Linked DNA regions of Homo sapiens: region 1 is linked to region 2. Evidence: chromatin contacts called from ENCODE Hi-C or POLR2A ChIA-PET data. All regions are on one chromosome and are shown on one strand. Each heading gives the region's core, a stretch centred on a gene start or an enhancer-like site at or near the end of the contact. The rest is flanking DNA. Distances are from core to core; before and after follow the strand shown. Region 1 has its middle 3.5 kb from the start of NUP210L. Region 2 holds the start of UBE2Q1 (ubiquitin conjugating enzyme E2 Q1).

Region 1 (4,332 bases), core at 988-3,487, 400 kb after region 2:
TTGTCAATGGTGAACGTTTGTCATTTAGAGTAGGACAGTTCTGTTGATGTACAGAACAATCCTGTGTATTGCTGTCCCCTGCCCAACAGATACCTGTATGGGCCTTCTAGTCACTGTGATATCAAAACCTCCCATACATACTCAAAATCTCCCCTTGGAGAGAAGAGTGCACAATACCACCCCTATTGAGAACCATTGGTTTAATGGGGAGTGCAAGTTAAAGGTTCACCCTGATTCTACTGTTTAATACAGCTATTATTTTTAGTCATTCCCTCCCAGGCTTTTTACACATATATGCTTTCTGTTTTGATAGTGTACATAAAGTGGCAAGTATTACTGGGACCATACTGGTCTCTAGCTTCCCAGTCAATCTGGGGAGAGCCTCAGCCCACAAGGCAGGGTACCTGAGCAATGCTCACATATGCAGATGATTTTAGGACAGAAAAGTATCTTTTTCATATTGAGATCCTGAGACCATTTTGAAACGGGCTGTAAAATATAGGGAGAAACTTATTTGTGAATTTCAGAGGTTGATACTAGGAGTATACCAGGAAGAGTTTGGTTTTCCTGTCCCCAAAGTTGTATTATCCCTGTGCTAGTCAGATGTATTTGAATCTTCCATATCCCACTATCTCTTTAAAGTGTGCTTCAAATGGAAAATCCAGATAAACCTATTAGATTTGAGCACTTAGCTGCTTGTATCAGGAATGCTTGCTAAATTGTCCTTTAGCCTGATTTGTAAAAAAAAAAAAAAAAAAAAAGGAAATAACTTACTTAGTAGCTTAAATAAATATGGGATTTGTTTTTTAATCACATACATCTAGCCATGAGCAACTGTGGCCTGTTGTAGCTGGGCTTTCCATGATTCTCTTGGTCTTTTCTCTTAAGATTGAAATATGCAACTCTGGTCATCACATCCATGTTGAAGGCAAGAGGGAAAGCTAAAGTTTTCCCAGAAGCCCCCAGCAGACTATCTTTCTACATCTCATTGGTTAAAACTGGATCATATGATCACCCCTAGCTGCAAGGGAGGCTGAAAAACAACAGGATAGTCTTGAGTAGCTTATACCAGTAATTTGCCTTCCCTGGGACTAGGCACACTATTTGTTGACTCTTAACAGGTTTGGGGTTCTTTTAAAGAAGAAGAAGAAATTGAATATTTATTGGCTAGGCCACTGAAATGGGTCTATCACACAATATCTGTAACACAAAGCATTAGAAAGTATAGGAGTGAATGAGTGTGGGGATATTTCTCCCAGTATACTGTTTATAATGCTGTCTTGAATGCTTTCACAGAAAAATGTTCAGCTGTTCACTTCCATTCCTTTCAAACCCTGATTATTGTGAACACATTTCTTCGAAGCCAACTGTATTCCTTCCTTTGCCATTTCCCTTGTTTCAGTTTCTCAACCCAGGGAATAAATATTGTGAAGGAAGCATTTTTTCTCCCTCAAAATGTTGTCCTACCAACTTGTCAGTCTGAATTTCCTCTGTTGGTCTTTCCACCAACTGACTGACTCTTATTGCCCTCTATCTGAATCCTCCTTGCATCCACCCTGCCTTACAGATGCATGTTATATATACCAGCTAGTTGAAAGACTCATAATTTACTTCTGGTACTCTACTAACTTTCCCTTTTTCTCTTTCTCCTCCTCTTTTTCCTCTCCTTCTCTTGTGTTCCCCTCCTCTCCGTTGCTGCTGCAGAGCGTCTCTACAGCCAACTTGAGCGAAACCGCCTGCTTTCTAATGAGCTGAAGCTAACGCTGCATGATCTGTGTGACTGATGGGCAGGGCTCAATGATGCCCATTAAACTGAGCTTACTGCTCACACCACTGACCTGGACCCCAACAAAAAGCTGATTGTCTTTTTAAAAGTTATTATTTTGCCCTGAGCAAATTGCATTTTAATTGGGGCAGTTAGAATGTTGATTTCCTAACAGCATTGTGAAGTTGACCATTGTGAAGTTTCTGTCCCTTTAGAAGAGATTATGGGTGAAGAAGGGAGGGGCCTGAGAGATTATAGTGAGAAAACTTGCGAGAATTTTGTTTTCCACCCTTATTTGCTGCTCTTTCACTTGGGCACTGACTGTAGGATATGTTCCCTTGCATGGATGTTTTTAACAATAAAAGGACTGACTTGACAAGTTGTTGTAACTGCTTCATCGGCAGGCCCAGGAATGGGTCCTTCTGACTGGGTGGAAAAAAGGGAAGTGAAAGAAAAGTTGTGGGATATGAATATGGGTCTGTGTTGCCATCACCTTCTCTGAGTTGAAGATTTGAGTATTTTCCTCACCTCTTTAGAGCAGTCAGAGTGGTTTGCTTGCTAGACAGATTAGATTCTCCTTAATGTTCAGCTGCTGATTTTCTTTCTGACTTTTGCGTCCTTTTTCTGGTTTTATGTTAATTTCAAGTAACTGTCACAAGCTAGTTCTGTTCAATAGCTCTGCAGCAATCTCAAGGTTTGCTTACAACTACTTGTTTCAGTAGTATTCTTGGCTTTGTTTTCTTTAGAGATTATTTGACTTAACTGTGAGCGCCCTTTTATTTATCCCATCAGTTATTACTTTGGCCTCTACTTTTTCGAAAAAACATGTAGTGCATGAGGATCTTCCTGTGCTCTTTATAATCTGAGATTCTGATGTTTCTATTGTTTGCAATGTTCAAACTCCGGTGAGCCATTTCAAGAGGGTATTGTTATGTGGGCAAAACCTAGAAAAGTGGATGGCTGATGGTTAAGGCTTGCTCTTTCATTGACTGAAAGCTGAAAGTGTTGGTTGGGTGTGGGAGGGAGAGGAAATGGCTGATAAGGGCCCTAACTCCCTCACCCAGGAAGTGCAGCAACACCTACAACTTCAGTAGGCAAGCCAAAGGCCCTACAAAACTGGGTGATGTAATAGCTCACTTCTGTGGCTGAGAAGGCAGCTGCTTTATCAGTCTGCAGCTTCTCTGCAACAGGAGCAAGTCTCAAAGAGCGGGTAGACCTTGAAATTTACTTCTAGTTCTTGTAACTTCTCTCCTTTACCCCCATTAGATAAACTGAAATGCACCAAAGAGGAGCACCTCTGTACACAAAGGATGCTGGACCAGACCCTGCTTGACCTGAATGAGATGTAGAACGCCCCAGTCCCACCCTGCTGCTGCTCCTCCCTCTGACCCAGACTCCGCCTGAGGCCAGCCTGCGGGAAGCTGACCTTTAACTGAGGGCTGATCTTTAACTGGAAGGCTGCTTTCTCCTTTCACCACCCCCTCCTTCCCTGTGTCTTTTTCGCCAAACTGTCTCTGCCTCTTCCCGGAGAATCCAGCTGGGCTAGAGGCTGAGCACCTTTGGAAACAACATTTAAGGGAATGTGAGCACAATGCATAATGTCTTTAAAAAGCATGTTGTGATGTACACATTTTGTAATTACCTTTTTTGTTGTTTTGTAGCAACCATTTGTAAAACATTCCAAATAATTCCACAGTCCTGAAGCAGCAATCGAATCCCTTTCTCACTTTTGGAAGGTGACTTTTCACCTTAATGCATATTCCCCTCTCCATAGAGGAGAGGAAAAGGTGTAGGCCTGCCTTACCGAGAGCCAAACAGAGCCCAGGGAGACTCCGCTGTGGGAAACCTCATTGTTCTGTACAAAGTACTAGCTAAACCAGAAAGGTGATTCCAGGAGGAGTTAGCCAAACAACAACAAAAACAAAAAATGTGCTGTTCAAGTTTTCAGCTTTAAGATATCTTTGGATAATGTTATTTCTATTTTTTATTTTTTTCATTAGAAGTTACCAAATTAAGATGGTAAGACCTCTGAGACCAAAATTTTGTCCCATCTCTACCCCCTCACAACTGCTTACAGAATGGATCATGTCCCCCTTATGTTGAGGTGACCACTTAATTGCTTTCCTGCCTCCTTGAAAGAAAGAAAGAAAGAAGACTGTGTTTTTGCCACTGATTTAGCCATGTGAAACTCATCTCATTACCCTTTTCTGGGTTTGAAGCTGCTGTCTCTAGAAGTGCCATCTCAATTGTGCTTTGTATCAGTCAGTGCTGGAGAAATCTTGAATAGCTTATGTACAAAACTTTTTAAATTTTATATTATTTTGAAACTTTGCTTTGGGTTTGTGGCACCCTGGCCACCCCATCTGGCTGTGACAGCCTCTGCAGTCCGTGGGCTGGCAGTTTGTTGATCTTTTAAGTTTCCTTCCCTACCCAGTCCCCATTTTCTGGTAAGGTTTCTAGGAGGTCTGTTAGGTGTACATCCTGCAGCTTATTGGCTTAAAATGTACTCTCCTTTTATGTGGTCTCTTTGGGGCCGATTGGGAGAAAGAGAAATCAATAGTGCAACT
Region 2 (4,339 bases), core at 890-3,389:
AATTTTTAAAAAAATGTTTGAGTTCTTACCATGGGCACTATTTTATGCACTTTACGTGTGTTCTTACATAATCCTCCTAACAAGTAAGTACTATTATGATCTCCATTTTACAGGTGTGAAAACTAAGGCACAAACAAGCTAAGTAATTTCCCCACAGTCACATCATTAGTAGTTGGCAGAGCTGGGGTTCAACACACTAAAAAAGGCAGAGTAGGGTACAAGGGCATGGACTTTGGAGACAGGCCTAGGAACTCTGTTTACAGACTGTATATCCTTACAGAGTCACTCCTTTTCCCCAGTTGTAAACAGGGGTAAAAATACTTACCTTGCAATGTTGTTGGGAGATTTACAAATATTTGCACCTGGGCACAGTGGCTCACACCTGCAATCCCAGCACCTTGGGAGGCCGAGATGGGCAGATCACTTGAGCCCAGGAGTTTGAGACCAGTCTGGGCAACATACCAAGACCCCTTTCTACAAAAAAAATACGAAAATTACCCAGCTGTGGTAGCATGCGCCTGTAATCCCAGCTACTTGGGAGGCTGAGGTGGGAGGATAGCTTGAGGTCTCCCGAGGCTGCAGTGAGCTGAGATTGTGCCCCTGCACTCCAGGGCGAGAGAGCAAGACCCTGTCTTAAAATAAATAAATAAATAAATAAATAAATAAATATATATATATATATATATATATATATATTTGCAAAACACCTTCGCTCAGGAAATAATTAACAGGAATTCCCACCACAGCCTTTTATGCTATCAGCTTGCACACACAGACACAAAGTCAACATGTAGCAAACTGTTCAGGCTACCTAAACCAGATAAATGGCCCCACGAAGACCAGGAACAGACTATAATCGTCTTTAAATACCCATACCCCAACTTGACCAAAGGAGGCCTCTGCAGAGGCAATTGAATAGTCTTCCAGCAAAGGCTAGCTCATTTTAGTACAAGTGGGAGAGAAACGGGGCAATCTGACCAGTGGTTTAAGGGCTGAGTTGGCCCAGCAGAATTGACTAGGCCTTACCACAGGCTAATAACACTTGCCCTTGGCAAAACGAACGCCAGCTCGGGATTTCTGTAGCTTCAACCAGCTTTGTCCTTTGTGATAGTGCCACCTAGCGAGGGTCCGGAGGCACTACCTACTCCTGGCAGCTGCCAAGACCACTGCGACAAGGTGTTAGCCATTTAGGCCTAGGAAAGGGAATGGGGACCACCCGAGTCAGCACTCCTTCCATGACTCTGTGGAGGAAGCCCATGCTGTCCTTCCCCCAACCTCGTCCAGACCCATGGGGTCTGAAAAGCGCGAAAGGCCTGATATTAACTAACACTTGTACATAACACAGCAGTGATCTATTATCATTCCTCATTTTATGGTGTCCTCGCATCGAATCCCTCCCTGGGAATAGGAAAAACAGGCATCATTCTCATGAGAGCCATTGTACAGATGAGGAAACTGAGACTCGGCGGGAAAGTGGTTAACCCAAGGTCACAAAACGCCATGAGAGCCAGGGCTGGGACGAGAATCCACGCCTCTTCCATTCCGGTTCCCGGCTCCTACCCCGACCACCCACCCGAGTGTGAAGACACAGCATGCCCACCCCCACGGGGAGCAGAGGCTCCAGGATCCTGCGCCGAAGACCAGCATGTGGGAGCAGGATAAAGACTGCACGGGGAAGACAGCACTTCTTTCTTCTCTGTCCATGGAGTGCCGGGCACGCTCGCCACGGCTCGGGGGCGGGGGAAGCGGCGCCCGGGGCAGGAAACAGCGTCCTGCGCGGGTAGCCCCTGGGAGCACGCGGCACCGAGTCACGTGAGAGGGGAGCGCAGGCGAAGGGGCGTCGCGCGCAAGCACGCACGACATACGCAAACTCGCACTGAGGCGCCCACAGAGGCAAGCCCCAGGCCCCGGGTCACATGTGGAGGGTGGCAGGCGAGAACAGGGGGGCGGGAAAGACGGAGAGATCACGTGGAGGAGGCCAGAGCAGGGAAGTCACGTGAGGGGGACGGAGGCGGGGCCGCCTAGGAGGAGGAGGAGGAGGAGGGGCGCGCGGCTTCCGGCGGCTGGGGGGGCCAGCGAGCGGAGGGGGGGGCCTGTCCCGGAGGTGGCGGCGGCGCCATCTTGGCGAAGGGGGGATCAGGAAGTGCGGACCGCGGCGGCGGCGGCGGCGGCGGCGGCGGCGGCGGAGCCCGGAGCGCAGGCCGGAGGCTCCCGGCCCGCCGGCCCCGGAGCGGAGCGGAGCGGAGGATGCAGCAGCCGCAGCCGCAGGGGCAGCAGCAGCCGGGGCCGGGGCAGCAGCTGGGGGGCCAGGGGGCGGCGCCGGGGGCCGGGGGCGGCCCAGGGGGGGGCCCGGGGCCGGGGCCCTGCCTGAGGCGAGAGCTGAAGCTGCTCGAGTCCATCTTCCACCGCGGCCACGAGCGCTTCCGCATTGCCAGCGCCTGCCTGGACGAGCTGAGCTGCGAGTTCCTGCTGGCTGGGGCCGGAGGGGCCGGGGCGGGGGCCGCGCCCGGACCGCATCTCCCCCCACGGGGGTCGGTGCCTGGGGATCCTGTCCGCATCCACTGCAACATCACGGTGAGGACCCCCTCGCGTGCGCCTCTGTGGGGGCCCCTTGTCAGGGACCCAGGATCACTCCATCCAGCTTTTTGCTCTCGAAGGACCTGGGAGGCCGAAGCCCCTCTCAGGGCTCAGTTCTTTCTCTCCAGGTTACATTTGTTTCTGCTGCTTGAGGTTATGCAGTGCACCCAGAATCTCTACCATTGACCCCAATAGCAAGGGACACCCCGACATATGGCGCCTAGACTACCCGTTTCCACGAACCCACCCACATCCCAAGGTTCATGATTTTGGCTCTTTTTGGCTACTCCTCCACAACTTTACCTTGCCACCTAGGAATGCGTCTTTCTTCCCCTTACTCTTATTTCAAGGTTTTAGGCCTCGGCACTGACCCTAACTGCAAAGACCTGGCCTGAAACTCACTGCACATTTCAGCGATGCCCCCTTCTCAGTAGTACCTCTGACTTAGGAGGTTGCCACCTGTGGGATCCCCGCCTAGGCATCCCTCATGCAGACCCTCTTGCTCTCTCAACTTCACCAAGTGATAGTTTGCAATTCATTGACTCCTCTTCCTTCTCTCCTTTGGATTCTTTTTCTGGTGTAACCTCTAACTCTCCTCTTTTTGCCTCAGCTGGTAGCAGTTCTGCCACTCCCCTGCCTGTTCCCTATGGATATGTCCATTTGCCCTGGGTTGTTGCTTTTCCTGGTAATGATAGTGATGTGATGTGCGAGGGCTACCCCCATTTATTCTAAGCAGTAACAGTTGCATTTCTCCCCTGTGAGCGTCATTCCATCCTAGGCATACACCTTACATGTCTCCTGCCTGGTCTACCCTCAGACATCCCTTGAACAGAGAATTGGCTTCTGCTAATTTGGGAATGTCTGGTACTGCATGCTATAGCACTTATATTGGTTGATGTTACCTGCTGTGATGGTATTCTCTCTACCGGAGCAGTAGCTGAAATGCTAGCAGACAGTACTTTATCCAGGCAGGCAGACCTAATCGGAGTAGCCTGGGGAAAGGCAGAGTTGTGAATTCTCTGCTACTTGGGGGCCTGAATTCAACTTACTGGTGTTTTCTGTCCGTTTTCTCAATCAAACCAAGTTAAGATTTGGTGAGGTAAAGCCTCAGTTTGGATTGATTGGTGCCCCACCAAAACTCATATGTCCCATTTCTCTTTTCATTTCCTTTCTTTTTTCCTGCTAGAAAGTTAAAATTGAAGGACTAGGAGTGGCTTAGTTAAGTGAAGACTTGGGCATCTTTGATAATTATTTTTCCTCCAGCATTGAGGATTAGAGTCATGGCAATGCTAAGATACCCAGTAGAGGTGGATAAGGTTTCCCTGGCTTGTGTGGGAACCTCGAGTTAATTTTGTTCCTGAATTAAGCTTCTAATTCCTTAAGGGTAGGTTTGCCCCTATCCAGCTGCTCTTTCTGTTGCCAGAGGCCATTTACTGCGTTTGTCCCTGGCAGGAAGTTAAATTTAGGGGGTCCTCAGCCAGACTCCCCATGGCTATAAAGGAGACTTGGCCTAAACTAGCCCCCTTGGTTTGGGCAGAGAGGGAGTCTGGTCAGGCTGCATTTGGCACCGTGGCTCAGGAATGCTGGGAATGTCAGTAGCGTAGGCTTCTTTCTCCCAGCCTGCCATGTGGAGCCCTACAGCCCACGCCTGGACTGAGAAGGTGGCAGGTTCCCAAGGGAGAGGTGGGGAGAATTGGTCTTTGAGGGGCTCTTCTGGAAGTGGTGTGGGTAGATTCTTGCCAGTACCCTTTTACTCTTGGGT

The links. Hi-C counts contacts between places; a loop is a spot of excess contacts on that map. ChIA-PET counts read pairs that join two places held with the same protein, here RNA polymerase II (POLR2A). Pooled maps may share reads with other maps.
Region 1: a loop to region 2 is called in a pooled map, with 6 times the contacts of the local background. The contact joins the enhancer-like site here to the promoter of UBE2Q1 in region 2. A Hi-C loop is called at or near these places in 4 of 50 pooled maps. POLR2A ChIA-PET finds 5 or more read pairs at or near these places in 2 of 52 experiments (WTC11 and activated T-cell).

The regions. Positions count from the first base shown.
Region 1 is chr1:154,156,421-154,160,752 of GRCh38, reverse strand. It overlaps a transcript of TPM3 not described here. Among named protein-coding and RNA genes, the nearest start is that of NUP210L, 3.5 kb to the right of the region's middle. Within about 2 kb of position 2,237, at least 3 of the 41 ENCODE cell types and tissues checked have a DNase peak (open chromatin) inside an H3K27ac peak, as active enhancers do.
Region 2 is chr1:154,556,462-154,560,800 of GRCh38, reverse strand. It overlaps UBE2Q1 (ubiquitin conjugating enzyme E2 Q1), which reads left to right and starts at 2,139. Exons shown (of 13, transcript NM_017582.7): 1 at 2,139-2,574. The coding sequence starts at 2,248. RefSeq lists enhancers at 1,123-1,703, 1,704-2,285 and silencers at 1,655-1,744, 1,865-1,954, 2,045-2,124, 2,445-2,544.